Regions from separate parts of the Homo sapiens genome. Here all the other regions are linked to region 4. Evidence: chromatin loops called from intact Hi-C (ENCODE). Cell type or tissue: heart left ventricle. All regions are shown on one strand. Each heading gives the region's core, and the rest is flanking DNA. Links, peaks and the distances in the headings are about the cores only. Region 1 has its middle 63 kb from the start of MACORIS. Region 2 overlaps ZEB1 (zinc finger E-box binding homeobox 1). Region 3 holds the start of MACORIS (macrophage enriched lincRNA repressor of IFN-gamma signaling). Region 4 has its middle 29 kb from the start of LINC02644.

The links. A loop is a pair of places that touch in the nucleus more often than their neighbours do. Peaks named below come from ENCODE experiments on the same cell type or tissue, not always from the same donor. Only the 100,000 strongest peaks of a DNase experiment are listed, where the experiment ranks them.
Region 1: a loop joins it to region 4, with 2.2 times the contacts of the local background. A loop is called at or near these places in 4 of 110 quality-filtered maps.
Region 2: a loop joins it to region 4, with 3.0 times the contacts of the local background. A loop is called at or near these places in 12 of 110 quality-filtered maps.
Region 3: a loop joins it to region 4, with 1.9 times the contacts of the local background. A loop is called at or near these places in 3 of 110 quality-filtered maps.

Annotation. Positions count from the first base shown.
Region 1 is chr10:31,766,697-31,774,167 of GRCh38, reverse strand. No RefSeq gene overlaps it. Among named protein-coding and RNA genes, the nearest start is that of MACORIS, 63 kb to the right of the region's middle. RefSeq lists an enhancer at 1-119. In heart left ventricle, for the core only: a CTCF peak has its summit at 3,669 (motif pointing right); DNase peaks (open chromatin) are centred at 2,680 and 3,664.
Region 2 is chr10:31,487,869-31,495,339 of GRCh38, reverse strand. The region is part of intron 2 of ZEB1 (zinc finger E-box binding homeobox 1); the gene reads right to left. Among named protein-coding and RNA genes, the nearest start is that of ZEB1, 170 kb to the right of the region's middle. RefSeq lists an enhancer at 3,914-4,033. In heart left ventricle, for the core only: a CTCF peak has its summit at 4,025 (motif pointing right); no DNase peak of the experiment used is centred there.
Region 3 is chr10:31,706,000-31,713,470 of GRCh38, reverse strand. MACORIS (macrophage enriched lincRNA repressor of IFN-gamma signaling) reads left to right here and starts at 6,024. Exons shown (of 2, transcript NR_184023.1): 1 at 6,024-6,165. RefSeq lists an enhancer at 5,586-5,775. In heart left ventricle, for the core only: a CTCF peak has its summit at 4,330; DNase peaks (open chromatin) are centred at 4,718, 5,540 and 6,100; H3K4me3 peaks cover 1,447 bases; H3K27ac peaks cover 3,077 bases.
Region 4 is chr10:30,748,285-30,755,755 of GRCh38, reverse strand. No RefSeq gene overlaps it. Among named protein-coding and RNA genes, the nearest start is that of LINC02644, 29 kb to the right of the region's middle. RefSeq lists silencers at 923-1,022, 3,597-3,646 and an enhancer at 4,381-4,440. In heart left ventricle, for the core only: CTCF peaks have their summits at 3,515 and 3,719; a DNase peak (open chromatin) is centred at 3,675; H3K27ac peaks cover 880 bases.

The DNA of each region.
Region 1 (7,471 bases), core at 1,199-6,198, 1.0 Mb before region 4:
ATAGGCTACCTTAGCCAGAGGCCCCAGAGCTGGCAGGAGGACAGAGCACATGTTTGGCCTTTGTGGCCTCAAACGAATGCGCGATCCCCAGCTCAGACTGATGAGAATCTGTGCTTCTTTAAAACATACATGCACGTGCACGCACACACACACTCATTCACACATGCATGCACACTCACACACTCACATATGCACTCACGTGAGTATACACACACTCACACGTGCACACTCAAACATGCATACTCACAGGCATCTGAGGCCCCACAACCACCGTGGGCTGAGCCTGGGGATTGAGGAAGCAGGTGCAGCGGGCACAACTGGGCGTTCAGAAATGTTTCTCCCCAGGCCCCTGGCTCCCCATTTCCCTCCGTCATGGCTCCCCCTCTACTTCCAAATCTCAATGCCATCGACCTCATCTCCTACCAAATCTTGGAGAAGATCGGATCTCATTTGCTCAGACGTGGTCTGGGGACATTTGGGTTTGAGGCCCTCCCTGGGCTGTGGGATGCAATACAAAAAGTAGGTGGGTGGGGCCCCCAGGTGCTTCCCTGAGCCTCTGCTGTCACCAGCTCCAGGTCAACATGAATTGCTGAGTACCGCCAGACATGTCTTGGCGGGCGCAAGGGGTGGGCCTTGGGACAAGAGTCCACGACATGGCCCTGCAATGGCCTGCTGACCGGCCAAAGCTTTAGCAGTGCAGCCTAGGGGGAGGCACACAGGATTGGCAGCCAGACACACCTGTGTTCGCTGGGCCTCTGCTTTCCGACTTCCTGGCTGTGAGACCTCAGGCAAGTTGCTTATTTAACCTCACTGAGACTCAGTTTCCTCACCTGTGAAAATGAAGAGGAAAGAATGTACCCCATAGGGGCTGTTGATAGGATTAAAAGAGAGAATGTGTGCAATTGTCTTATCTGAGAATCAAGACATGGCAGCTGAAATAAAGAATGTTGTAATTTTCTTATCTCCTTGGCTCAATATTTTTTTTTTGTTTAAAATTAGAGAAAAGGGCTCTCTTTGTCACCCAGGTGGGAGAGCAGTGGTGCAATTAGAGCTCACTGAGGTCTCAAACTCCTGGGCTCAGGTGATCCTCCCACCTCAGCCTCTTGAGTAGCTGGGACTATAGGCGTGTGCCACCATGCCTGGCTAATTTTTTTAAAAAATTACTTTTTGTAGAGTTGAGGCCTAACTCTGTTGCCCAGACTGGTCTCGAACTCCTGGCCTCAAATCCTCTTGCCGTCACCCAAAGTGTTGGGATTATAGCTGGGGGTCACTGCACCTGGCCTGGCCCAAGACTTTGATCTGAGAAAAAGAAGACACTCAGGGGCCACATAGGCTGAAAGAACCCATGGCCGGGCAAGGTGTCTCATGCCTATAATCCCAGCACCTTGGGAGGCTGAGGCAGGTGGATCACCTGAGGTCAGCAGTTTGAGATCAGCCTGGCCAACAAGGCAAAACCACGTCTCTACTAAAAATACAAAAATTAGCCATGTGGTGGCTCACGCCTATAATCCCAGCACTTTGGGAGGCTGAGGCAGGTGGATCACCTGAGGTCAGGAGTCCGAGACCATCCTGGCCAACATGGAGAAACCCCATCTCTACTAAAAATACAAAAATTAGCTGAGTGTGGTGGCCCATGCCTGTAACCCCAGTTACTTGGGAGGCTGAGGCAGGAGAATTGACTGAACGTGGGAGGTGGAGGTTGCAGTGAACCAAGGTCGTGCTACTGCACTCCAGTCTGGGTAACAGAGCAAGACTCTGTCTCAAAAAACAAACAAACAAACAACAACAACAACAAAAACCAAAAACAAACTCAGTGCTGGTCTTAGCAGTAGGGCCAGTAAAAACCTTACCTATGAGATGTGTGTCTAATGGGAAGGGAACCCCAGGGTGTGGTGGATGACAGACAGCTCAGGGATCCTAGTTGGTTCCCTAACTCTTCTAGGGTCTCCTCCTGCTCTCCCTTGGCACTGATGTGTCTCAATCTGGGAGGCAGGAGGAGGAGAGGAACATGGGATTCTGAATGGCCATAGTCAAGGTCAGGCAGTCTGTCCTGGCCACCTCAGGGATAGACCCTAGGCTCCTGTCAGGCCTCGTAAGACTTGTTGACATAGAAGAGAGAGGCCACGTGCACTAAACAGCATTGGCAAGAAACCAAAGAAAGCTCTACATTCAATGGAGGTATGGAGTGGAGGGGCTCAGGACCTGCAGGCTGAGCAGCACCAGGGAGAATACAAAGTCTGGGGTCTTGCTCTGTCGCCCAGGCTGGAGTGCAGTGGTGGAATCATAGCTCACTGCAGCCTCAAACTCCTGGCCTCAAGCAGTCCTCTTGCCTCAGTCCTCCCGAGTAGCTGGGACTACAGGTGCATGCCACCATGCCTGGCTAATGGCCTCCGGCCAATGGCTTCACGTTGCCCAGATGCTAGATGAGTCTATTTCTATTTAGCATGTGATTCTCCCCGCCTGACATGAGAACCCAAACCCCACCCTCTGGTATGTGAGGAGGACAGGACACAAAGTCTTGTGAGGTTCTCTTGGAGGTCATTGCTTAAGCCCAGGCTGTCAGAAAGTCTGCTCTGGGACAAAGTTGGAGGCTGGGAAATGTGCCTTCTGGCTTGGACTTTCTTATCCCCTCCCTGGCTTCTGGTGCCCAGCCAGTTTCCAGACAGCCTACAGCCCACCTGGACTGCTCTCAGGGAGCTGAGGCCTGACTCAGCCTCTTGTTCATTGCTCCCCTATCTGGACACAGTCATCTCTGCTGGCGCATTCACGCCGAGGGCCAGATGTGTTCTCTCGCTCTTCCGGGATGAAGTGTGTACCCTGACTTAGTCCATTTCATGTTGTTATAAAGGAATCCCAGAGACTGTGTAAGTTATGAAGGAAAAAGGCATAATTGGCTCACAGTGTAGATATCTGGAAAAGTTCAAGACTGGGCATCTGACGAGGGCCTCAGGCTGCTCCACTCACGGCAGAAAGTGAAGGGGAGCTGTTGCATGCAGAGATTGCATAGTGGGAGAAACCAGGGAGGCCAGGCTCTTTTAACAATCCACTCCCCAGGAACTACGGTGAGAACTCACTCACCCCCAAGGGGAGTGCACTCATCTATTTGAGGATCCACCCCGATGGCCCCAACACTTTCCACCAGTCCCCACCTCCACCATTGGGGATTGCATTTCAACATGAAGTTTGGAGGGGACAAACATTACAACCTTAGCAACCCCACACCCACTTAACCCAAAGGGGTGCTAAATTAGCACAGGTGATGACAGGCATGAAGTATTGTTAGATAAACATTTTGATTTGCCTCCTGTCATTTATATGAATAAATGTCACGTGCATGTACATGTGTGCGCACCCTACACTTTTTAGATAAAATAGCATTTCCTATATATCCTGGTTTCGAACCTGACTTTTTCCGTTTAATATATTGTAAATGTTTTCCCATGTGCTTATAGTCTTCCATAACACAATTTTAAATGACTCTAAAGGATTGCCTTGTGACCCTCAAAGTGAGGCACATGCCAGACAATCCACTGGGTGAGGGAAGGAAATATTACAACTTCCTTTCATCTTTATTTTTATCTAAAAACAAGGCAGAAATGAAGCTTTATTACTTTCTAATACCCGGCCTCCGTTCTGGTCGGCCTGCACATGTGGTGCCTGTGTGGTCCTGCAGGGGGCAGAGGGTTGACAGTGGCACCTGCACATTTCTGTTTGTTCTGCATATTGCAATTTACTGCAGCTTCTAAGTGTTTGGTTAAAGAGATTATATTAACTAATAACCTTCACAAAATAGACAGGTGGCTTAATTTCTAGCTAAGAAAATGCAGACTGTAGGCTGCAAAACGTGAGAGGTTGGGAGTGGGGTGAGGGTTGAAAAATTACCTATTGGGTACAATGTTCACTATTCAGGTGATGGGTTCACTAAAAGCCCAGACTCCACCACTACGCAATATATGCATGGAAGAAATCTACATTTTCATTTTGGGAGGTTGAGGCAGGTGGATCACTTGAGGTCAGGAGTTCCCGACTAGCCTGGTCAACATAGTGAAACCCTGTCTATACTAAAAATACAAAAATCAGCCAGGTGTGGTGGCACACACCTGTAATACCAGCTACTCGGGAGTCTGAGGCAGGAGAATCACTTAACCTGGGAGGAAGAGGTTTCAGTGAGCTGAGATTGCGCCACTGCACTCCAACCTGAGTGACAGAGTGAGACTCTGTCTCGAAAAAAAGAAAAAGAAATCTGCACTTGTATTGCCTAAATATATAAAAATAAAAAACTGCAGAGCACGAAAAGAGAACGAGAAAATGGCTGAGTGGATTCTTTTTCAGATTCCATTGTGAACTCATCATCATTCTTGTTAGATGAGAAAACAACAGTATAATCAGATTTGAAAAGGAGTCAGCCAGAAATATATTAACATTTGAGAAGATTATGTGAATCATAGGTATACAGTCATTTCATTCATGATGGCCTTACCCTAAGTGCATATTGTACCTTGAGGTATAAGCTAATGAGAGTATCGCCATAGGCAAGACAGTTAAACAATTAACAATGAAAATATAAAGACAAATCTCAACATCCTTTCACTGATGTTGAAAGTCATGCAATCTTTCAGCCCCTAAACATTTTTACTAAACTATTGATAATAAATGTTTAGAAGCTTAAAGGTCACATCACATGGTAAAACTGGCCAAAATAACACATGAAACAAATATGGGGAAGAATTTAAATACAGCATTTCATTGCAAAATACTATTGAAGGCCAGGCGAAGTGGCTTACACCTGTAATCCCAGCACTTTAGAAGGCTGCGGCAGGAGGATCGCTTGAGCCCAGGAGTTTGACACCAGCCGGGGCAACATAGTAAGACATTGTCTCTACAAAAAATAAAAAATTAGCTTTGTGTGGGGGCGCATGCCTGTGGTCCCAGCTACTCAGAAGGCTGAGGTGGGAGGATCCCTTGAGCCTGGGAGGCCAAGGCTGCAGTGAGCTGTGACTGCACCACTGCATTCCAGCCTGGGCAACAGAGTGAAACCCTGTCTCAAAAATGAAATGAGCCCAGGCGCGATGACTCATGCCTGTAATCCCAACACTTTGGGAGGCCAAGGCGGGTGGATCGCCTGAGGTCAGGAGTTCGAGATCAGCCTGGCCAACATGGTGAAACTCCTTCTGTACTAAAAATACAAAAAATTAGCTGGGCCTGGTGGCAGATGCCTGTAATCCCAGCTACTCGGGAGGCTGAGGCAGGGGAGAGAATCTCTTGAACCCAGGAGGCAGAGGTTGCAGTTAGGCGAGATTGCGCCACTGCACTCCAGCCTGGGTAACAAGAGTGAAACTCCATCTCAAAAATAATAATAATAAAAGAAATGAAATAAAATACTATGAAGATATGTGGAAAGCAGTTGCTGAATATCTGAAGAAATAAATACTAGAATACATAATATAGTCTGGGAGTTTCATCATGTAGTTGGATGGAAGTACACATATTTCCAACATGACTCAGTTATGACATTTGCTGAAATCTGTCTCAAAAATGAAATATACTTTTTATGTTTTCATAAGTCACTACAGGAAGGATAATTGAAGGACATATATTCTCAATAGTGAATGATGTCTTCACAATTTTTTTTAAAACATGTAAGTATAAGTGCAGCTAAGAGCCAACTTTGACTGCAGTAAGAAGGTTCTTGAACATTGTGGTGGAGCTGACTATGTAGCACCTTGGACAAAGTCACTGTCACCAGACCCGGGCTGTCCTGGTTCAAGTTCCAGTGCTGCTGCTTGCTAGCTATGTGACCTTGGGCAATTCACCACCTTCCCTGTGTCTCAGTTTCCTTGTCTGTGAAATGGGATAATAATTGTATCCATATGAGGGGTAGTTGTGAAAATTAAATGAATCAATATATGTAAAGCACTTAAACTCTGCCTGGCACACAGTAAGTGCTCAACAAATATTAGCTAATAATGTAAATCGCACTTGAAATTTATTCACAGGCAAACTACTGTAGCAGATTTGTTTGTTTGTTTGTTTGAGACGAAATTTCGAACTTGTTGCCCAGGCTGGAGTGCAATGGCACAATCTCCGCCCACTGCAACCTCTGCCTCCTGGGTTCAAGTGATTCTCCAGCCTCAGCCTCCTGAGTAGCTGGGATTATAGGTTCTTGCCACCATGCTTGGCTAATTTTTTTATTTTTAGTAGAGACGGGGTTTCACCATGTTGAATTACATAAATTACACACCCAACCTTTGTGTAGATAAATGATTTTTTTGCTTATTCCTTATGTCCTTAAAAATATGATAAATATTCTGCCATATATTAAAAGTTTTGTTTTCTAAACTGAACCACCTCACTGATAGTATAGAGCTATCACTTCCAGCTTCAAATTTTCTGCTATGGGCCAGGTGCAGTGGCTCACACCTGTAATCCCAGCACTTTGGAGATGGAGGCGGGTGGATCACCTGAGGTCAGGGGTTCAAGACCAGTCTGGCCAATATGGTGAAACCCTTCTCTACTAAAAATACAAAAAATTAGCCAGGCATGGTGGCGGGTGCCTGTAATCCTAGCTACTCGGGACGCTGACGCAAGAGGATCGCTTGAACCTGGGAGGCGGAGGTTGCAGTGAGCCAAGATCGTGCCATCACACTCCAGCCTGGGTGACAAAGTGACACTCCATCTCAAAAACAAAACAAAACAAAACAAAACAAAAAACCAACAAAACAAACAAGATTATGTCCTTTGCAGGGACATGGATGGAGCTGGAGGCTATTATCTTTAGTAAACTAACCCAGGAACAGAAAATCAAATACTGCATGTTCTCACTTATAAGTGGGAGCTAAATGACGAGAACACGTGCACACACAGAGGAGAACAACACACACTGGGGCCTATTGGAGAGTGAAGGGTGGGAAGAGGAAGAGGATCAGGAAAAATAACTAATGGACACTAGGCTTAACACCTGGGTAATGAAATAATCCGCACAACAAACCCTCATGACACAAGTTTACCTGCATAACAAAACTGCTCATGTGCCCCTGAACTTAAAATAAAAGTTAAATTTTTAAAAAGGAAAAAAATAAAATAAAATGTGTAAACAGAATTTTCTGACTAGTTTAAAGATCTTCTAATGAAAATTTTAGTATTTTGTATGCATTAAATATAAAAAATGTAAGACCTCTTGGTTGACATCATAGAAGTAGAAAATTTACTTAGCTTAATTTCAATAAAAATTTCTGTATACTTAGTAAATGAGAATGAGAAATTAATTTATTGATTTATTAACTGTGCCCAATTATGCCTTTCCTCTATTTGTATCTGTGTCTTTATAAAAGATTGTTTTGAATTATAACAACTATTATAACCAGGAATGGAAATATATTGAACTTTCAGTTGTATTATAATGTTAAACTAAGACTTTAAGAAATGATTGATTAAATCCAAAATCACACGGCTCTTTTTAAACCAAAATATT
Region 2 (7,471 bases), core at 1,640-6,639, 740 kb before region 4:
TTAGTACTATTTTGGGAAAAGAGCTCTACCTATAGACGGTAGAATTATATATTTTTATTTCTTCTCTAAAGCACAAATTTCTATGTTCCAGGCACTGTGCTAGTAACTTACTTCTTTTAAGCTTTGTAACAACATATTTTATAAGTTAAAAAACTTGAGGCTTGGAGAAGTTAAATAACTTGCCCAAAGACATGCCGTTATTAGGTGGTAGAAATGAAATATAAATGCAGGTCTGATTGGCTCCAAAGCCCACTTTCCATCACACTCTTGCTCATTTAACTTGGGTACCAGAAAACTAGAAAGATGACTGGACCAAATGTTACTGTGCCCAAAGTAAACACCTAAGGCATTATGCTTTTTCTTTCACTTTATTCGTTATTCTAATTACTGATATGTAGTAATCAACAATATAGTGCTACTAACAAATATTTTTAGATATCTGTCATCTTCCCTTGCTACCTCTACATTTATAGTGGGCTATCATACAGCATAGGTTCAGAATAAATATTTTGTATTATAAATAAATGCATACTTTTTGGACAAGCAAAAAGTATGTTTTATATTTTCAGGTACATTTTATTTATTATAATAGTGTATTAAGAACATGTGCATAAATGAAAGGCATGAAGAAGTTAAAAACTGTTCTTTTTCTAACTAGTAGCAGAGTATATGTCATAATTATGATCAGAATACTTATACAGTCACACCGAAATAGTGTACTTATCTGCACCCTAATCAAATTGCACTATGTTAGTCAAAAGTCTTGATTGAGATTTCTCTTAGGTTTGATTGTTAAATTGAGAAATAGAGCACTAATCAAGTAAAATCTTTGCATCCCATTATAGCATGTATTTCTTTTAAGTGCCTTGGATTATCACGTGGATTTATTCAGCAGATTTTCTTTACTCATTAACTTTCATACTAGTACATGAAGATGATCATATAGGAAAAACAGTTAAAATATGCACAAACCTCTTTAGATCAATGTAAAAAACACTGTTTTAAGTAGATGATGAGATTAACTTCTGCTGAAGTCTCATTTTACACTTTCCATCAGCAAAATGACAGTTTAAAAATTCTTGGTAAAGTGTTTACAAAGCTGTAGGATAAACACTAGTGTTTGCTAAGTGTCTGCAAACCTCTAGCACCCCCTTTTTCTCGCTTCAATGTGTCTCCTTAAACTAAAATAATAAACAGTATGCCAACTGGGTAATTATATGATGGTAATATAGTTACTGATTATTGTAAACCTATGTTCCTTATTCTTCTAAAATGAAAATCAAAACAGCCAGAGTTACTACCTCGTAAGATGGAATATGACATTGATATTAAAGGTAAAATGACATTTTTGGACACTGCTAATTTTTCTACTTATAACTATTTTAGGAACTGCAATTTGATTAATTTATTTGTTTCTTCATTTCTTCATCCCCCCTTGGGATAAATTCTAGGCTCTTTAGATGAGTATTTAACATACTTCAGAATCTACTCCCAGACCTATTTCCCACAATTTAAAAACTAGAAGTATATTTTTTTCCCTCATTATTGAGGCTGGAGTTTTGGTTGAGCAACTAAGACCATGGTGCCTAATGAAAACAGACAACATCCTAATGTTGGCCTTTAGCACTGCAAAAAAATGCTGCCTTGGGATAGGCTCCTTTCTGCATCAGCCGTGGACTAGCATGAGTGTGTCTGCAAACAGGCTGTGCTAAGTATTTTTCAAGCAGCAGTATCTCTCATGTGTTCTGATCTTACTTCTGGATTTAGGAATTAAAAGGGGAGTAAAGTAATAAAATCTACTTGTACATATTTTTTTCCTGTAAGACGTAATAATGTCAACAGATTAACTGGTTAACCTAAATGCAATTTTAAAAAGAACACTAGAATGCTCCTAAGGTTTTTGTTTATAGTATAAATTCTAAAGCAAATATGTAAGTGAGAAAAATGCCTGAGTAGTAAGACTTTGTTTTTTCAAAATGAAACATAATGGAAAAAGGTGGGCTAAAAAATAAGTCATGAAATATTACTCAGCAATAAAAAAGAACAAACTATTGATACAAGCAACAGCTCAGATGAATTTCCAAGAATTTATAGAGAATGAAAAAGTCAGTCTAAAAGGTTACATACTGTATGATTTCATTTATGTAACTTTCTTCAAATAACACAATTGTAAAGATGGAGATTAGTGGTTGCCAGGGGTAAGGAATGCGGCAAGGTAGAGGGACAGGGGTGAACATGTAATGGGAAACGAGAGCCTGTTAGTGACAGAACTGCTCTGTATCTTGACTGTATCAATGTCAATATGCTTGTTGTGACATTATATTATGTTACCATTGGAGGAAACTGGGTAAAGGGTACACAGGATTTCTCTGTATTATTTGTGAATCTATTATTATGTCAAAATAAAAAGTTTAATTTAAAAATAAGTCAAAGGCAAATATCTCAAATTTAGACCAAAAGAGCTTATGGCTTGTTCTTTTTAGTCATAAGATGAAATTCCTAGTAAATAAAAACAAGGATGGAAAATGTGATTCATTCTAATAAAAATCCAGAAGACTTACTATCATTTGCAGGATAACATAGTTTAAGCTGAAGGACTGATTATTTAGCATATGTGTTAAATTCAAAAACTTGTATTTTTTGAAATTCACACCCATGTGTTTCTAACCATTTCAAATATGTTCATGGGAATATCTTACTGCAACCTCTAAGAAGGCACAGTAAATGCCTAACTGAATCATATTTCCCTTTCCTGGTTTGTCTACTCCTCTTTGACACACATTCACACATGCCATGCACATTTATACCTGTATAGATACTCCTTGACTTATGATGAGGTTAAATATTGATAAACCCCGTTATAAATGGAAAATATCATGTCAAAATGCATTTAATACGCCGGTCCTACTGAACAACACAGTTCAGCCTAGTCTACCTTAATGCTCAGGACAATTACAGTATCCTACAATTGGGCAAAATCATCTAACATGAAGCCCATTTTATAATAAAGTATTAAAATCTCATATAATTTATTGAACACTATATTGAAAATGAGAAACGATTACATGGGTCCTTGGAGTGTGGTTTCTATTGAATACATATTTCTTTCACACCACTGTAAAGTTGAAAAGTCTTAAGTCAATGTTGTAAGTTGGGGACCTTCTCTATACCTTTCCTGAAGTTGCTCCCTCTGCCTAGAAAGCCGTTACCCAGTCCAAATGAGTAACTTCCACAGATTTTTAAAAGGCCAATTCACATCTCTCTCATTCTGTAAGTCATCGCTGAGCCAGCTTTCTGCTATTCCTACCCTATTCCCTGCTAAGGGAAAACTATCAAAAAAGCGAATGCCAACAGATTCCTAAATTCAGACCTGAATGTGTTCAAACTTTAGAGATGAAATGTTTCACTGTATACTTTTCCAGATAGTTTCATTTTCCTGCTCCTGTATCTTCCAATTTATAATATGTATGTGAATATTTGGGGTGTAACTGTATAGCAAAGTTAAAACAAATGCAACTCACAACCTCCATGAACACCCATTAACTTAGATAATGATTAAAAATATATACCTGAGGTCAGATCCAGTTAATATGGAGAATCCACAAACTGTTTATGTCTGCTACTGAATCTAGATAATAAAACTTGAGAATGAAGGAAACGGTTATTTAAAGACTCTAAAGGGTAAGTCACAGCAGGTGGACTGGAGAAGATGACATGACAAGAATTCAGAGTAGCACAGGGTGATTCCCCTTACCTTTTTCTTTCTTCTTCTTTTTTTAAAAGGTACCCCTGGCCTGGATTCAAGGGAGCTTAAAACCTGAAAGTGGGCCCTGGGGCATGGCAGTGAAGGCTCTAGGAGAATCCTTATAGTTTAGGCTCAAGGAGCAGGAAAAGTCTCAAAGAAGAGAAAAATTGCCCTTTTCTCCTTCATTCTCTTGCATCCTAGCCTTCAAGGTAGTAGCAGAGATAATGATAACTGCAAGAATTTAAAACTTTGAGGGAGGGAAAACTTCCTCTCCAGTAGGAGGAGCTGTGGCCCTAAGAGTACAATATAAACTCCACTGAGCTCTTTCTCTCCCTGTCTTCTTTCAGCTCTTCTACAGGCATAGATGCAGGAAGCATGTGGCAAAGTAGGGTAAATAAAGTCCCAGAGTTTTGGCTAGAGGACTGAAAAGCAGAGTCTCCAGGAACTCAAAGTACTGAGATCATGAAAGAGAGAGGCTCAGGAAAGTGACCTCATAAGGCTGTTTATGAACTCTTGGGTTTATGCTCAAACTTCTCATGTGTGAATCTGATCACAGACTGTGAGAAACTAAGTATAGACAGACAATTACCCATGTTCTAGATTGGACCCTGGGTGGTACATGAAGGACAGATCTGAACAGCATTTCAAAGGCTTTGAAAAGTGAACCAGTTGTGGAATCAAAACCTATATACTGGCTGGAGACTGCATCCCGAATACAACTGGATAAATTGCCTGTTAAGCAAAAAATATCAAAATTCTCGATAGGATTTAAATAAGACGAAGTATTAGTCTTATTTAACTTATTAATCTCACAACATAATACTTGAAATATCCAGAATATAATCTCAAATTACTTGGCATGTGAAGAATCAGAAAAAGTCTCAAGTCACATAGGAAAAGATGATCAAAAAATGGCAACATTGGGAAAAAAAGATGTTAGAATTATTAAACTAAGACATTAAGACAACTATTATAAAAATGCTCCAAGAAGTAAGGGTAAACACTGTTGAAAAGAATGGAAAGATAGAATGTCTCAGCAAATGGAAGATATTTAAATAAAAACTAAAAGAAAATTTTAGAACTAAACATACAGTAACCAAAGTTTAAAAATCACTGGATGGGCTTAATAGTAAAATGGAGATAAGAGAGCAAAGACTGGTGAACTTGACAGTACATCAATGGAAACTATCCACTTTGAATAAGACAGAGTAAAAATATTTATTAAAAAATAAAGAGTCTCAGGATAATGCAGGACAATAATAAAATATCTAACTTTCATGTCACTGGAGTCCCAGAAGGAAAAGAGCTGTAGTGCAGAAAAAAAACTGAATAATGTTTAAAAATTTCCCAAATTTAGTGAAAGACATAAACCAACAGATTTAAGAACTGAACCTCAAATAGTAACCTCCTAACCCCCCAAATCTAGGCTCGAACCCATCAATCAAACACTAGGCTCAAATCCATCAATCAAACTAGTTTAAAAAAATACTAAAAAGAGCCAGAGGAAATAATATATAATTATAGGGGATCAATGGACTACAGAGTTATAATCAGAAATCATAGATTCCATAAGAAAGTGGAACATGTTTAAAACAAAAAATATCTGTCAGCTCAAAATTCTAAATTCAATAAGAATATCCTTTAAAAAACGAAGGTAAAATAAAGACATTCTCAGATAAAAAGTATAGTTCATTGCTGGCAGATCTGTTCTAAAAGAATTACTAAAGGAAGACTGTCATAAAGAAGGTGAAATGAGGGACACTTGGAATGTCGGGAATAAAAGAAGAAGAGAAATGATGTAGTACATATAAAAACTATAAAATAAAGGAGGGAGAATAACAAGACTTACATGAAAGATTTATACAATCCACTTGGCAGGGTAAAAGATTGATTCTAAATAGACTGTGAAAAGTTAGGATGTACATTCTAATCCATAGAGCAACCACTAAAAGAAATCTATACAAAGATACATAGTCAAAACTAAATTAAAATGGAATACTAAAAAATATTCAAATGATCCAAAACAAGGCAGAAAAAGAGGACCAGAAGAGTGAAAATACAGAGAGAAAAACAAAAAACAAATAATAAAATGATAAACCCAAATCCAAACATAAAACATTTTATGAAATATAAATGGCCTAAACAAACCAATTAAGGGCAGAGATGATCAGAATAGACCAAAAATAATAAAAAAAATCCCCATTAATATCCTATCTACAAAAATTTCTTCAATTATAATTACATAGTTTAAAAGTAAAAGGATAAAAAATTCTATCATGAAAAATTATATCATTAACCAGAAGAAAGCTAGCGTGATTATAGTAATATCAGACAAAGTAGACTTCAGTGATAAGAAAATTATCAGAGATCAAGAAAAACATTGCATAATGATAAGAGGGTCAATTTGCCAAGAAAACAGAGAGATCTTAAATGTGTATGCCTTTAACAACAGAGCTTTAAAATAAGCAAAGCAAAAATGAACAGAACAAAAAGTAGAGACAAATCTACAATATTCTTGCAGGCTTCTAATACTCCTCTTGCATTAACTGACAGAACAAGTAGACAAAAAATTAGCAAGGATATAGAAGAACCAGGCAACATTAACAACTAGATCCAAATAACATTTATAGATTTATAGAACACACCCCAATGACGAAATTCACATTCTTTTCAAATGTACACAAAATATTCATGTAGACACACCACTTCCAAGATCATAAAACAAAACAAATTTTAAAGGATTTAAATTCTATAAAGTATGTTCTATGATCATAATGACCAGATGTCAATAGGAAAAAGATAAGAAAATCTCCAAAACACTGGAAATTAATAAACTGATTTAGAGAGAATCTATGGATCAAAAAGGGAAATAAAAAACATCAAAATCTGTGGAGTGTCCCTAAAACACTGTATAGAGGGGAATTTATAGCATTAAATGCTTGTGCTAGAAAAGAAGGTCTCAGATCAAAATTCTGAATTGTGTATTAAAACAACAGTAAACAAGGAGCAAAATAAACCCAAAGCAAGCAGAAAGAAGTAATAAAAATCAAAAAGCAATAAAATTAAAAAAAAAAACAGTGAGACAAAAAGCTGGTTCTTTGTAAAGATCAATGCAATGGACAAAACTGTAGTAGGATCGGTAAGCAAAAAAAGAAGCCACAAATTGCTACTATCAGGAATGAAAAGAGAATACCACTGTAGAACCAGCAGATATTAGAAGGATATAAAGGAATGCTCTGAACAATTGTGTAAACATAAACCTAAAGAAGTGAAATAAGTAAATTCCTTGAAAATCAGACACTAAACACATCCAAGATGAATACAAAACCTGAATATTCCTGTAAATATTTTTAAATTGAATTAGAAAATCTTCCTCCTAAGCAAAACAAAACTCCAGGACCAACTTTCACTTGCAAATTTTATCAGATATTTAAAGAAGAAATAACACCAATTTAAATATTTTTTTTAAGGCCAGGATTATTCTAATACCAAAACCATAGGACAATAGTACGAAGAAAATAAAAGAAAAAGAAAAAGAAAAAAAATTATAGACTAACATACCTTATGAACATCGACACAAAAATCTTCAACAAAATATTAGCAATATACAAAAAGAAAATGATAAAGTGAGGCTTTTCAGAGAATAAAGCCTGATTCAATATTTGAAATTGATTAGTGCATTCCTCCATATTCACAGATTAAAGTAAAACCATATGATCATTTCAA
Region 3 (7,471 bases), core at 1,316-6,315, 960 kb before region 4:
TGTACCCACAGAAATTAAAATTAAAAATCAAATAGTTAAAAAAAAAGGGTATCATTCCATTTTCCTTTGCCTCTGTACTTTTTCTCTGGTCGCTCTGTTTTTGTTTGTTTTTTTTTTCTTGAGACAGGATCTCACTCCATTGCCCAGGCTGGAATGCAGTGGCGCAATTATGGCTCACTACAGCCTCAACCTCCTGGGCTCAGGTGATCCTCCCACCTTACCCCCGCTAGTAGCTGGGACTACAAGCGTGTGCCACCACACCTGGCTAATTTTTGTATTTTTCGTAGAGGTGGGGTTTTGTCATGTTGCCCAGGCTGGTCCTCAACTCCTGGGCCCAAGTGATTCACTTGCCTTGGCCTCCCAGAGGGCTGGGATTCCAGGTGGTTGCTCTGAAGATTGGCTCTTTATATTGATTTTCAGTAGTTGGCCATGATGTGCCTTGGTGTGATTTTCTTCTCATTCATCTTGCTTAGGATTTTCTGAGTTCCTTGAATTGATTTGGAGGAAATATTGGCCATTATCTCTTCAACTATTTTTCTTTCCTCTTCTTTCTGCCCTCTCCTGGGACTCCAGTCACACGTATGTGGAACTGCTTAATATTTGATATTGTCTCACAGATCTCGGGTTCTTTGTTCTGTTGTTTTCACTTGTTTTTTCTCTTTATTTCAAATTGAAAAAAATTCTATTGACCTGTCTGTAAGTTTACCGATTCCTTCCTTTGCAAGTCCAGTGTCCCACTAAGTTTATCAGTTGAGTTCATTTCTAATATTGCACTAAAAAATTTCTAGCATTTCCATTTGATTCTTTCATAGCTTCCATGTCTCTATAAATTTCCTGTCTCTTCATGTATGTTTTCCGTGTTCCTACTAGATTCTTTAGCATTCCTACCATAGCTTTTTAAAAATCTTTGGCAATTCCAAAATCTGAATCAGAGACAATCTGTCTACTTCTACTGACTATTTCTACTCTTGATCTTAAATTACATTTTCATCATTCTTCATGTGTCTTGTAATTTTTGATTGATGCCAGCTATTTTGTATAAAAGAATAATAAAGAGTGAAGTAAATAATAGTTACCTCCAGGAAGGGTTACTAGAGTCGGGGACTGGGTTAAAATTTGTGTGGTTGGGTATGGATTTTTATTGCAGCTTTATTTTGATTTGGTTCACCAATAGATGCAAATATTTTAAGAGCATAATCAAGACTTTCCTTTCTCTGGGCCTTGGCAGTGTGAGTACTGGTAAAGTTCTGGAGAATTCTTAGTTCTTTATAGCTGAGCTTCCAGCTTTCTGAGCTTTACAGCTTGACCACCTTATTACCAGCATTTTGAGTTGTAGGCATTCTCTTTGCTTTCTGGTCTTGCCGCAGGCTTTTTGTACCTGGGAAGATCTCTGTCTGCCTGAAATTTCTGGAGCAATTTCTCTCAGCTGTCCTTCTCTGCCTTCTTCTCTTGGTAGCCAAAAGTCCACAGTGCCTCATGTTGATTTTTCTTGACTTTCCTACTCCACTCCCCTACCTTCATAGGTTAGCTGCCTTGAACTTGGTGGAGAACTCACACATCTCAGGCAGTATCTCTCTCACTTCTCCTGCCTTGCCTCCCAGCCTTTGGCACACTGCTCCTGAGAACCTCTTGAAATCTGTGGAAGGCATTACTGGAGGGGAGCACCCTAATTCTGTGCATGGGACACTAATCTATAGAATGCCAGTCCATACATAGTTGTTAAAATTTTTTAGAGATTCAGCTGGTTTCTCCTTGTCCTCAATTATCAAAGATTCTTCCTCCTCCTGACACTTTAGCAGTGCAGGGGTAAGAGCAGCTGTAGGAATCTTATCTCCTACAAATAGTTTGTCATTTTTGGGAGTTGAATTCATTTAGGTTACTTTGCATCCTCAGTTCTCTTTGGGGTTCAGAAAACCTATTGTTTAGTTTATCCAGGTTGTTTTGGCTGTTAGGATGAGAGCAAGGATTTCTTGGAATTTTTTATATCGTAACGTGAAGCAAAACTCAACATAAAATAATTCATTATCATCACCACCCAAATCTTTTATCTTTTAATTTACTTTATCTGCTATGGATACATCATAGATCCATTAAAGCATCTCATGGCAATTTTTTTGTCAATAATTTATGTATTTGTAGTTTTTTACTTTATGTATACTGTTATCATATCTGGTGAATATTCCAGATTATTTTGCTCACAAAACAATAGATTGAATACATAAATCCCCAAATGGCTTTTTGGCACACCCCTAAACAAACAAACAAAAACATGCAAAAATAAATAATTACATGTAAATCCAGTTAATTTGACCTTTGTGAATGTAAAACTGTTGTTTTGATTTTTTGATTTACTGATTTGCTTTAAATTCTACTTCTGCTATATTAATATTGCCGATTTTCTTTTCTCTTTGCTCATGTTTCTTCTTATTTTTGGCTACTGCAATCCTTTTATATTTAGTATGTTTGGGCCATTTTGTGTTAGATATAACTCTTTTTGTTTTGTTTTATTTTGTTTTTTTTTTTTAGACGGAGTCTCACTCTGTTGCCCAGGCTGGAGAGCAGTGGCATGATCTTGGCTCACTGCAACCTCCACCCACCAGGTTCAAGGGATTCTGATTCTCCTGCCTCAGTCTCCCAAATAGCTGGGATTACAGACACATGCCACCATGCTCAGCTATTTTGTATTTTTAGTAGAGATGGGATTTCACCATGTTGGCCAGGCTGATCTTGAACTCCTGACCTCAAAAGATCTGCCCACCTCAGCCTCCCAAAGTGCTGGGATTACAGGTGTGAGCTACCACACTTGGCTTGTTTTAGATATAACTCTTGTAAGCAGAAAATTGAAGTTTGCTTTTTCAGTTCAATCTGAGGCTTTGGAGAAATATAAGCCATTTATATTTATTGCTATAATTTGATGCTTAGTATGACTTTTTATTTACACACTTATCAAATATTTATTGAATATTTTTCTTAAAGCAAAAACATGAACAAAGTAAAAGTCTTTGTCTTTTGGCAAAAGTCTAGTAAATTATGAGTCCACTAATAATAGTTTTATTCAGGGAAAAGGAAAGCGTGATAATGAGAGAACTGACTCTGACAAAAACTGATTTTAAGTTCTAATCTATTATTCAATTGAATTTATATAAGAATGCAAAATATGAGTATCTTATTTTTTATGGTTACATAAAGGATTTTTTTTCTTTTTCAAGTGATATGTTGTGGTATATATGACATCTAAAGGAGTTTTCTTGAATTCTCTATCCACAGTACCATGTTTCTGGAAGAATAATTTTATCTTTGTAGCCGCTTTGGATCATTTCAATTTGATTTCAATATAATTTTTGCTTACAGACTGGGGATAAGGATAAGACATGTTATAGAATACTATTTTGTAGACCAATTAACTGTTTCTACTCTAGAAGGGGATCATCTGTTTTAAGTGAACAAAAAAGAATTTCCATCCAATAGTTAAAAAGTTTTTTTATTCTTTGGGGTCTGAGGAGAGAAAATTTTAAATAGACTACTTTAGCTTTTTTTCACCTCTGGAAATAGAGGAAGTTGTCTTTTATAAACCTCTGGCTGGCTAGGTTAAACATGTAAGGCCTAGAAGAAGATGGTTTCTGCTATAGCCTTGCTTAGGGTGGGAAAAGGATTTTGAGCAGTGGATCTGTCACTGTCTGTAAGAAGGGATGAAGGAGAATACCATCTGCTTGGACTTTTTGACAGAAAGCCAAGGATAAGTAAATGTTGCAGATCTGAGGTCCTATCTTCTGATGGACTCACAGAAGCTAGTGGGGATAGTGGGCCTGGAATTCCAACCTCAAGGCCCAGGACTCTGCTGCATTTTGCAGCTGGAGTGGGAGTTGGCAGAACTCAATTTCTTTGCTGAGAGCAAGTAGCAGTTCAGACAAGAAAAAGGACCTGGATTTCCTCAAGTCTGTAGCAGAGTCAGCTTTTTCTGGATTAAATTGATCCCCTTTCTCCCCATTCCCTACCTCCACATGGCCTTCAGACAGGCATGGTTGCTGACCTTCCTTACCCTCCTCAACCCCTCTACCCTGTGGACCTAGGGTCACTTGGGTATTATATTATACATAAACCTAATAGACAGCCAGCACAGGAGCCTGCACCAATTTAGAGCTCACAGTCATAGCATGACCATATGTCCCAGTTTGCCTGGGACAGTCACCATCTACACCTGTCGTTCTGGCATCGTTATTAATAGCTCTCCTTTTCACTCTCATCGGTGTCCAGGTTTAGACAATAAATTATATGGTTACTCTAACTTTTCATCTGAGACAAGGCACATTCTTTGGTTTATACTGACACCTGTAGGCATACAAAATGGCTTGGGAGAAATGGAAAAGTGGAAGGCTCTCCCTTTCCTCAGTCTCTGGGATTGCCTCCAGACTCTGCTGAGAACCCCAATTATTTGGTGTGATTCTAGAAAGGGGCAATGGAGGGGGAAGATTTCTCCTTGAGGCTGCTACACACTCTGCCACCATAAATGTCCAGGGTTCTACAAACACTTAATACTCCAGAAAGGATGTTTTGACCACTCCTGTTGGTGACAGGAGTCACCATCAGTTTCAGGTCAAACTATGAGACCCCATGGCTGCGTGAGCTTTGTAGATGTTCTCTGGATGGGAGATACAGCCATGCATGGCCCGCCCTTGGGGATCAGCAGTTGTCTGCAAAATGCAGGAAAAGCATCATGTGGACGACATAGGACTACGAGCCAGGGGATTTTCACAGCTGGAGAGGCTTACAAGGAGGCTCGAGCTGGTCAGTTTCAAGGTTTCTGGGCCTGCGTGTTGGAAATTAGGTCACCCTTAGTCTGCCTTGACAAAGAAGACACAGGACATTGGAGGGTGATGTGAGATGCAGTACACGAGGGTCTTACCCTCTCATCTCCCCCGGGTTCCATCACGACACCTGGACTCCAATCTGAACATCAGAAACAATACAAAGCACTTTTAAAAAATTAAATTCAGAGGTCGGGACAGCTTGGGCAGGACTAATTTGTGTGCTTGGCTGTCACAGTGATGGATTTGAGACAGATTAACCCTTGGGCTCCTGGGCCCAGCAGCCTGGGATTGGGTGGGGGGGTGCATTTTCCCTGCATGAAATTACCTTTGTGTAGGGCCCTCTGTCCCAGCAGATGCTGCTCCCTTCTGTTCCCTCACACCCCTGGGCCAACTGTTGTAAACCCCAGAAGAGTGAAAAGAAGCAATTGCCAAGATAAGAAAGCAGGCTTGCAACTGTGTTTGTCCTACTCCGAGTCATTCGGGGTAGGAAAGGGAAACACAGGATGTCTGACTTCCAGGTATTCTTGTAGGTTTTTACGGGGGCTTTTGTTTTTGTCTTTTCTTATTCTTATATTTTTTTAAGACAGCCCTGTGTGGTGAAGTCTCTAGTAAGATAGAAACCTAGGGCTTCACCAGTTCCCTCTGAAAAGGGTTTGAACTGGATTCTCTCAGACTCCCTGTGAGAAAATCCCAGCCATGCCCCCTGACCCTTGTCTTGGGGCTGTGGGGGCTGGGCTGGCTGCCTTCTGGCTGACACTCTCGGAGCAAGCAGACCATAATGAGTCAATTCTCTGCTGTCTGCTATTTAAAACAACGGGTTCCTTCCTGTTTCCTACGCGCTGACTGAGGCGTCTTCTGTGTTAGAAAAAAAAAAGAAACTCAGGAATAAAGTGCCTCCTCTCACAATGAATGGGCTACACATTTCGGCCCGCAGTGACACAAAAGCTCCTAACTGTTTCATCTGTACAGATGGCTCTCATTTGGTGTTGGTGGCATGACTCTGTGAGGTAATTTCCCACATACTTGGTCCATTTAACTGGAGGAGGGTAAAAACCTCCTCTAAGCCAAGTTAGAATCCTCCAAGAAATAGAATTGCTCTTAGCCCTGAGTGTGAAATTTTTGCAGAAGTCCCTGAATTGCAGATGTTCCCTCCAAGAGGGAAGGAGGGAGAGTGCGCAATCTCCCTGGTCTGAAGTGAGAACGGCCTATGCTCTCACTCTTTGTTCCCCTCCCCAGGGAAATCCAGTTACCCACTGGGAGTGAGCTGCCCCCTAACCCCGCATGACCCTGTTCCCCGGGAGGGGCAGCCTGGGGAGTGACAGGCATGACCTCGATGGTGGGCCAGGGGCCTCCTCAGGTGAGTCTTGACCTAACTTTGGCTCTTTCTCTATTTCTCAAACTAAGTGGGAGGGATGTTCAGAGGGAAGCCAGGTTCCCTTGGTTATGCAACACTTGAGTTGCAAATTTCAGTAGCAATATAGAAGGCAAAGCAGTTCTGGCTTTCTTAGCGACACCACCCAGCTTCCGGGTCCAGAGGGACACTAAGATGATTATCTCTCTGTGTGCACAGCTCGGTGACGCTGGGGGCCCAGGCTTCCTGGGGGAGACAGACCAGCCTTAAGAATGCTCAGGAATTGCTGGGACGTTGGTTCATTCACTCATGCAGCAAATGTACTGGTCCCTGGCACCAGCTGCAGATGCAGAAGATGAGCACGTCATGGCTCCCTCCTGCAAGAGCTGTCAGTTTTTGGATGGTGGGAATGTAAGAGACACATCAGGGAAGCAGGTTTCATGGAGGAGGTGCTGTTGGGCCAGGTCCTGAAGAGAAGGGCTAGGACTATGTTAGGCTGAAAGGGAGGATGACATTCCCAACAGAGGGAATAATAGGAGGAAAAGCACAGAAGACATATACATGTGGTATGTTTAATAAATGTAACAAGCATCAGTGTCATGTCTCAAGTGCAAATGTTGGCACTCTGTCAGGGACTGCACGTGTGAATAACTAGATGGGCGTGGCCAGAGTATGGTGTATATGTATGTGTGTGTGTGTGTGTGTACATGTGTGTGTATGCGTGTAGCAGGAGGCCTGTGAAGGGGTATAGGACCAGAGGCTTGAAAAGACATGCTAGAATCAGACTGAGAAAAGTCTGTTAGCAAAAGGAAGCCCAAAAAGAAGCTTTAAAAAGCTCAAGATCTACAAGAGTTGGTTGGTTCGAATGAGATAATCAGGCTTGTATCTTCAAGTGCTCATCCTGGATAACATCTGGGGAAGGGGTTGGGAGGGTGCAGTGGGCAGGAGGCTAAGGACTAAGTAGGAGTACTGGAGATGGGGACACCCCCTTTGTGCTTGGGGGTGGCATGGGGAAGGGGAGGAGGCCCCCGCTGGAGTGGCAGGAACGATATTGGAGCACTTACTGAGGTGCTGAACTTTGGAGCAGCTCATCCAGGGAAAGAAAGTGAGTTCATTGTTGTGAATTTGGGCTTCCAGAGGGACAGCAGGACCAAGCCCATATTGCAGGGCTGTCAGGCTTTGCAAACCCACGGATAGGCATGTAGAACCCCCGAGACAGGGAAAGATCCTGCATGAATGAGAGGAAGGCCAGGAAGGAAGCGGAGATGGAAGAGATCAGTGCCTAGGGCCCAGCAGGAAAACAGGTGGCCAA
Region 4 (7,471 bases), core at 873-5,872:
GCGGGCCCCACCCTAAGTGGAAACTTGTTCTCTGTCAAATACAAGCCAATGGCATCTGCCCCACACCTTCTTTACACGAAATGTTCTCTCGGCTTCTTTGGAAAGTAACTTTACACTAGCCCATCCAAGCTGAGGCAAGGAGTTGAAATCTTAGGATAGGCCCACTGGGAAGCAGGAACAAAAATTAAACAGCTCAAGATATTATCCTTTTTACCCATTCCAACGCTGATTACACGGCCTCCAGCTGGAATGTGGAGCATGAACCGTGTAGCACAGACTCAACAGCTGGAATTTATAAATGGACCCCATATTAACCCATCGATTCCAGGAGCTGGGATTTCCTGAACCCAAAGCAGTAATTTTGCAATTTTTTTACCTTTCCTTTCCATCCTTTAAGGAAGCAGGGAATGTGTGTGGGCAGAGAGGTCAATCTGGGTAGCAACAGATTACCTTTCCATGTGCTTTGTGCAGTGAACTTAGGAGCTCGGAGAGAAAGGAAAATGAAATTAGAACAGCCCACTTGTGTATTGTTCCTGGCTCGCAGAAGGAGGCCTCTGTGGTCCTAACTTTGCTTCTAGCCTTTGGAAAACAAAACCCTGACTAACATTGACCCTCATCACCCCTCCTTGAAGGGATGAAATAAACAGGGGGATCTTGGCCTGGAGAGGTGGTATTCTCCATCTCCCAGGAGGAGCACAGGGATGGAGGCACCAGGAGAGCGAAGTTCTCCTTTCAGATGGGCCCAGCACAGGCCACCGCAGAGGAACAAGAGTCAGTGGGTACATGGGCTGGGGGTGGGCTGTGGGGCTGGGTGTTAGAATAGTCCGGAACATAGCAGGTGGACTTCTCACCCCCTGTCTCTGTCAGCCTAATGTTCCTCTTGCCCCTTCTTCAGAGAGCTGCGTGGAGCTCACCCCAGGAACTGGCTGATGGTGAGAATATTAAATGAAACCAAACTTCAGCAAGGTGGAAGGTGAATTCCCACCCTCACCAGTTAATCTGCTTCCACATCTGCTAAACAGCTGCATCACCCCTGGCTCACGGGATCCCGGGGAGGGTAGGTGAGGGAACACACCAGACACTCCCAACCCAGGGTGGGCACAGGGTCCAGGCCATGGCAGCACCTAGAGCCAGGAAGGAACATGTGCATCTCCAGCTGAAATTTCCCTACTAAAGCTCCCACCGGGTACATACAGGTTAGTTAAATGGCTGGTGAACAATCCCACGGGCATTTCTCAGTAAGTTGCGAATGTGGCTCGAAGCTCCGTGGGCAGAGCCCTGTGCACACAGGCACTTGTATTTTGCCTCCTTTGACTTCCCTGTGGCTTTCCTGGCCACTCTACCTCGCCTCCTGTGGATCCCTGTCCTGGTCCAGGAGGTGTGAGGCCTCTGTTTTCAGCAAGCTCACCAGTTAAAAGGGACTGCCCGTGAGACACTGGTGACTCCCCTCCAAAGCCCAGAAGAGCAGGTGAGGCACCCAGGATTTGAGAGTTTACAGTAGGGGCCACAGTACTGGCCTTGTGGAGTAAGAGGGTCGGGGAGGAGTGGTTCTCTCGCAATGGATGGGGCCTTTCTAGACATTTAACTGGGGTCTTAGGGTTGCCGTACCCACATGTGTGAGAGGTCACAGCTATCTGGAGATAAGGACAAAGGGGAGTGTGGTGAACCCCATCTTCTGGCTGCAAGCCTGGAATAAGGAGGAGGGAGAACTGTAAATTCCCTGGGGAGGGTGTGCGATCAGGGCCAATGATTTTAAAGAACATATCCTCTGAAACAGGAGCCCCGGGGTGCTGATACAGAGAGGAGAAAGAAGAGTGTGCTGCCATATTTTATCTTCTGTACATTATGCCCTTGGCAGCCCAGGGAGCAAATGGGAAACCTGTCTTAAAAAAAATGTGAATAAGAAAAGGAAGGCAGGAAATCTAATGCTCTTTCCCTTAGATCTGTCTTTCATTTGCTTATAAGCACCTTAAAGACAACCCAGATTTATTTAGAAGACCAGGATGATATATAAAGAGGTAGAAAAGCAGGTAGGAAACTAGCAGGCTTGCCAATGACACAGAGGAAATCAGAGGTTGTCGCCGCTGCTGGGGGCTTTGCTTCAGGCCTGCAGGGATGGACTCCATCTCTCTGTGGGGACACGAGACAGCAGAGGAGACTCCCCAGAAGATGGAAGGCCGGCCACAGCATCGACACCCAAATGTCGATAAATCAGACACCGGGGCCCGCACCCTCATCACCAGGCTTAGCACACGGCTGCAGGTAAAGCCCGTGAACTTGACATCGGCACTGTTAGGAGAGCTGCTCTGATCGTGAATACAAAGGAAAGGTAGAGAATATTGAATTTCTGATTAAGCCACTGCTAGATGCTTACCAGGCCCGCTCTGATTTCTCCTGGGCCACGGATCATTTTTATGACTGGTGAAAAAATGATTATTCTCTCCATCACATTGCTTCTGCAAAAAAGGGCTCAGCCTGCAGCGAGTCTAGCCCCATCCTGCAGTGAGCGGGAGGTGGGAGGTGGGCTGGGTGACTGCAGGTGCTTTGTGCTCCGTGGTGGCTCCAGGGCTTCCCAACAAAGCCAGACCAGGGAACGCTGTGGATGCAGGCAGCCAGGGCCTTGGCTTCTCTCTGGCCTGGCTGGGGTGGGCAGGGTCTGGCTGAACAGGTAGAGGGGTGATGACCACTGTGCCACTCTGTGTGGTCTGTAATTGGCATTGAGCCTGCCCATCAGGGACAGCTCTGCCCACGCCGCCCAGTCCCACAGAGGAAGGCGCAGCCACCCAACCTGTTCTGGGAGGAGGAAATAAAAAGCCCTAGTCTGTACCAAGGAATCACCCATTTTTTCCTTAGCAGAAGCCAGGCTCTCTTCCTAGCAAGCGTCCAATCAATCTCTGAGGCTGCCTGCAGGCTAAGAGGCAGGGCCTCATTTGAGCTGTGTTTGGAGTGATAAGGGGCTGCTTGCTGTTTGATAAGCGGATGGGCAGGCACCTTCCTAAATGGGCGTCTGTCAGAGCATATTCCAGTCCTGCTGTCCCTCTGGCGCTGCCACTAGACCCAAGGGCAGTAGAAGCCGCCGGCTGCCCGCTGGGGCCAGATAATGCCGGCACTGTGCTGCAGTCACATTTAATTTTCGTGAGCTGTCACATCTCATGGGTCCTCAGCCTTGGGAAGGCTCTGCTGCCTGGAGAAGATCTCAGCCTGGCCTCCACAGTCCCCCTTCTGGGCAACAAATGGGTCCAGCTCCTGACTCCTTCTTGGAGCCAACAGCTCGCTGAGGGAAGTCAGAGGGACTGCCAGCCCACAGGCTCACTGCGCCTTCCTCAGTCTACAATTTCATCTGCAGAATGACCAAGGGGCAGCCTGAAACGAAGAAAAGACCTAGGAAGGGGCTTTTAAAAGCCGACACAAGCTCCATGGGCCTTGGCACTGTCTCCCAGAAAGCAGAGCTTCCTGGTACCTGCTCCCCCTTCCCGCCCTGCAGTTTTCTTCCTCTGGTTTTGTAATCTCTGTTAATTGCCAAGGCACTTTTTGTTGGATGTGACTTCATTGTGGACATAAGGCTCTGTCAATTCGTCAAGTGGGGTCCAAGCCAAATAGTTTTCTGATCAACTGCATCCTCCAGCGAGCTCTGGCCCAGCTTGACACAAACAGGCATTTCTTTCCCCTCGCACAGCCCCAGCTCTCTGTCCGAGCCTGCGGCCTCCTCTGCTGGTGGCCTGTCTCTATGGCATGCAGGAAGTGCGTGCCCATTGGGCCATATGTACCTATAGGAGATGTAATCTCAGAGGTTTTAATGCACATTTTTTTCTTGGCACTCCGAAATAACTGATGATGGAAAATAAATTCAGAGAATTCGTCCAGCTGGTCCTACTTCACTTCCTAACACTTGCTTTCCTAAGCTGAGCTACCAAAATTTGAGCAGCCTGGGTCTGCGAGCCACTTCTGTGCACCGGTGGTTTGGAGGCATCCTCAGCAAAGAGGAGCCGCTCGCCTCTGCTTTGCATGGGGCACAACTTCCCAAGATCTGTGAATGTGCTTTGTCCTTTTAGGTCGATTTTCTCTGCTTGTTTCTTTTGCTCAGGGCTCTTCCGGAGATGGTGCCTTGAGCATGGAGCCTGGTACCCAGCAACTGTAAATACTTCTGGAAAAATGTGTTCACAACTCAGCCAATGGTTTGCGGCCACGTGGGAGAAAGATCTAGTCTACTGAAATATTGCAAAAACAAAAAGGACATGCTTCTGTCTTACAGCGCACTGGCAGAATCACCAGTTTCTCTCAAAAGTTGTCCAATCTGGGACCTCACACACAGATGGCTTATTACTTTCTGAACTCTGCCAGCAACTCACTGGCATGTCCACACTGGAAATGCTGAGAACATCTTCCCAAACACACGTTGGGTTGAAATTCTCACAGGTGAACAATGGGACCGACACATGTGCACCAAGCAACGACATGTAGAATAAAAATAGACCAATGACCTGCACACGGCGAGGGTTTTTTCAGTTTTCTCTCAGGCTGGATTTCCTGAGGAGTAGGAGTGTAAAAGCTGTGGGTATTTGCTGCCTGCCTCAGGAAGTCCTGACTCCCCAAATAGTGGTTACAGCAAACACCTCTGCACTCTCATTCTCAGAACCCAGAAGAAGCCGAATCCAGGACTCATTTGCTTGTTGTCTTTGGAGGGCTTGTGGGAAAAGAACAATGGCTTCTGTGATACTTGGCCAGGCTTAAGGAGAAGTCATTGGCCACAGCTTCTGAGCAGAGCTGGACTCAGAGATGGACCTGGGGCAGGGCTTTGCATGCAACTGCCTCACTGAGCCCTTAATTGCCACCAAGCTTTGCATACATAGCACCTTTCCTTGGTGACTTAGTTTGTTGTCCCACCAGAAGTACTGGTGGAAAGCAGAGAAGGCACCTTCTTCAGGTCACAGGAGAACTGTATTGTTCTAGATGAATTTCTCACACCAGGATTCCTGCACATCTACCAGGCAGGTCTCCAACACCCCCACACCCCCAGGACCCTGTGAGGACCAGCCCTGCTGAGCCTTCAGAGCCTGACTTTGTCTTGCATAAGATTCAGGCTCCTCTGACGGCTCCCCAAGTTCTGAGTCCCCTGTCCCCACGCCCATCCAGCTTCATTTCCCCTCTTCCACAGCAGACCCCTCTGTCCTCATCGCGCCCCTCTGTCCATCTTCATTGCACATTGTTCCTTCAGCTGCAACACCTTACATGGTCTTCCCTCTGTTGTATCTCCCCTTCAGCCTGCAGGATCCGGGCCACATTCCATCTCCTTCATTCAACCATCTTGTCTAGCCTGAATTTCATCACAAATGCCCCCTTTTCTGAACTCCTACAGCATTTATGTATCAAATAGAACTTGCTAGTATTTTTGCCTCTGCAACTCTGTAACAACTCCTTTGAGGAGAGGGAGGTACAGTGGTGATAGGGGGTGAGCCATCTGCAGGTGGGGGCTCTGGGGCTCTGGGGGTCCAGCCGTGGCCTCCCTGCTCCTCATTAGCTGTTGAACAAATCACCCCCGCCCAGTGATTCTCAGCTTGGGGGCAATTTGTTCCCCTAGAAGACTATAGAGACCAGAGACTTTTCTGGTTGTCACAACCGGGATGGCGCTACTGGCCTTGGAGGCCAGGGATGCTGTAAAACGTCCTGCAATGCATAGGACAGCTCCCTATAACAGAAAGATTTTTCAGCCCCAAATGTCAATGGTGAGAACCCTGCCCTACATTATCTGCTGATCTCCTCACCTGTAAAAAGAAGAAGGGTATGAAAAAATAAACTGAGAAAAAAATGTGTGAAAGCAGAGGAAAACTGAAAACACTGAAAATGCTATATCCACTGAAGCTATTTATATTAGACTTCTTGCTCTTGACACCCCTGTAACAGTATTTCTTCATTTGTGGAGTAGGGTTAGTGGGATGATGGCCGGAACACCGAATGAAGGCTCATTGTGGGTGATCTCATTTGATCCTCAGAGAAGCCCAACTGCATTGGCACCAGCATAGGCCCTGCTTTTCTACAGAGAAGACGGGCGTCAAGCCACACAGAGGCAGCTCAAGGGCACACACTCAGGCAGTGGTGGAGCAGGAGTTTCTTAGTTCCCACTGTGATCAATGGTTGCATCATCTCAAGACAGTGCATGGAAAAGCATTGGAAAACGTTGGAATGCTGTACACGTGTGGTTGCAGTTGCACATCTGTGACCCCGTCCTGATAGCATGATGTCATACGTGCCTTGGAGATTCAGCGAATGCCTGGAGATTAATTAAATGTGAATTACAGCCAGGCACGGTGGCTCATGTCTGTAATCCCAGCACTTTGGGAGGCAGAGGTGGATGGATCACTTGAGGCCTGGAGTTCAAGAACAGCCTGGGCAACAAAGCAAGATGTCATCTCTACAAATAATTTTAAAAATTAGATGGGCATGGTGAGCACCTATAGTCCTAGCTACTTGGGAGGCTGAGATGGGAGGATCACTTGAGTCCAAGAGTTCGAGGTTGCAGTGAGCTGTAATCGCAACATTTCATTCTAGCCTGGGCAAAAGAGTGAGACCCTGTCTTTTAAAAGGCACAGGGGAGGGTGGGAGTAGGGAATTACTATATTGAGTTAAGAGAGGCTGAAAACTGTGAGGCTGCTGTGTGACCTGAGAGCCACATCATGAGAATCTAGTGCTTGGAAAGTACTAGATGTTAGGATAAGTCTCCATAGCCTCAGAGGAGCCTGAGACCTTGTGAGAAGGGTGACTTAGAGCCTAGGTCCTGCCTGACTGCCATTCTCAAAGGATGCTTAGCTCCTGTGCACTTTGCCAGCACACTGTGCACAAGTTCATGTAGCTGTTGAAGAGAATCAGTGAAACCAGGGTCCCGGGATGCTTTCCTTCTGGTTCCAGCTGCAGCAGAGTACACAGGCCACAGTGCTTATACCCCAGGGGTGGGCCCAGAGCCTCCAGAGTGGGAGATTCATGACACGGCTCTGTCTCCTGCAGTGATGTCATGCTCTCCTTTCAGCTAGATTTTAATTTCCAGGGAGAGCTTGCTAAGTTCACTGTCAGGATGCTTGTCCATGGGGCTGGAAGGCCCAGCCTCGATCAGCAGCACAGCATCTACTGAACCACGGTTAACTGTTGTCTTTCTGTATTGAAGGGGGTGGGGAGTGAAATCAGGCCTTGCCTGTCATGACATGGCCAGTGTTGGGAACAAAGCTTATCTTGGTCATTTATCATTTCCTCTTTGTTTTTCCATTTGGGAAGTAAGAAATTAAATTGTATCTAAAGAGAATCTCCTTCCAAGGTCTTCCTCTGAAAATCATTCTGGGACTAGAAAGGGTTTTTCCTATGCTCCGGGCAATAAAGCTTTTAAGACTGATGACATTGACAAAATTCTCTGAGTGACACGCAGGAGGCAACATAATCCTTCTGGTAGGAAAAACATCAGTCCAATAAGCAGATAACATATTGC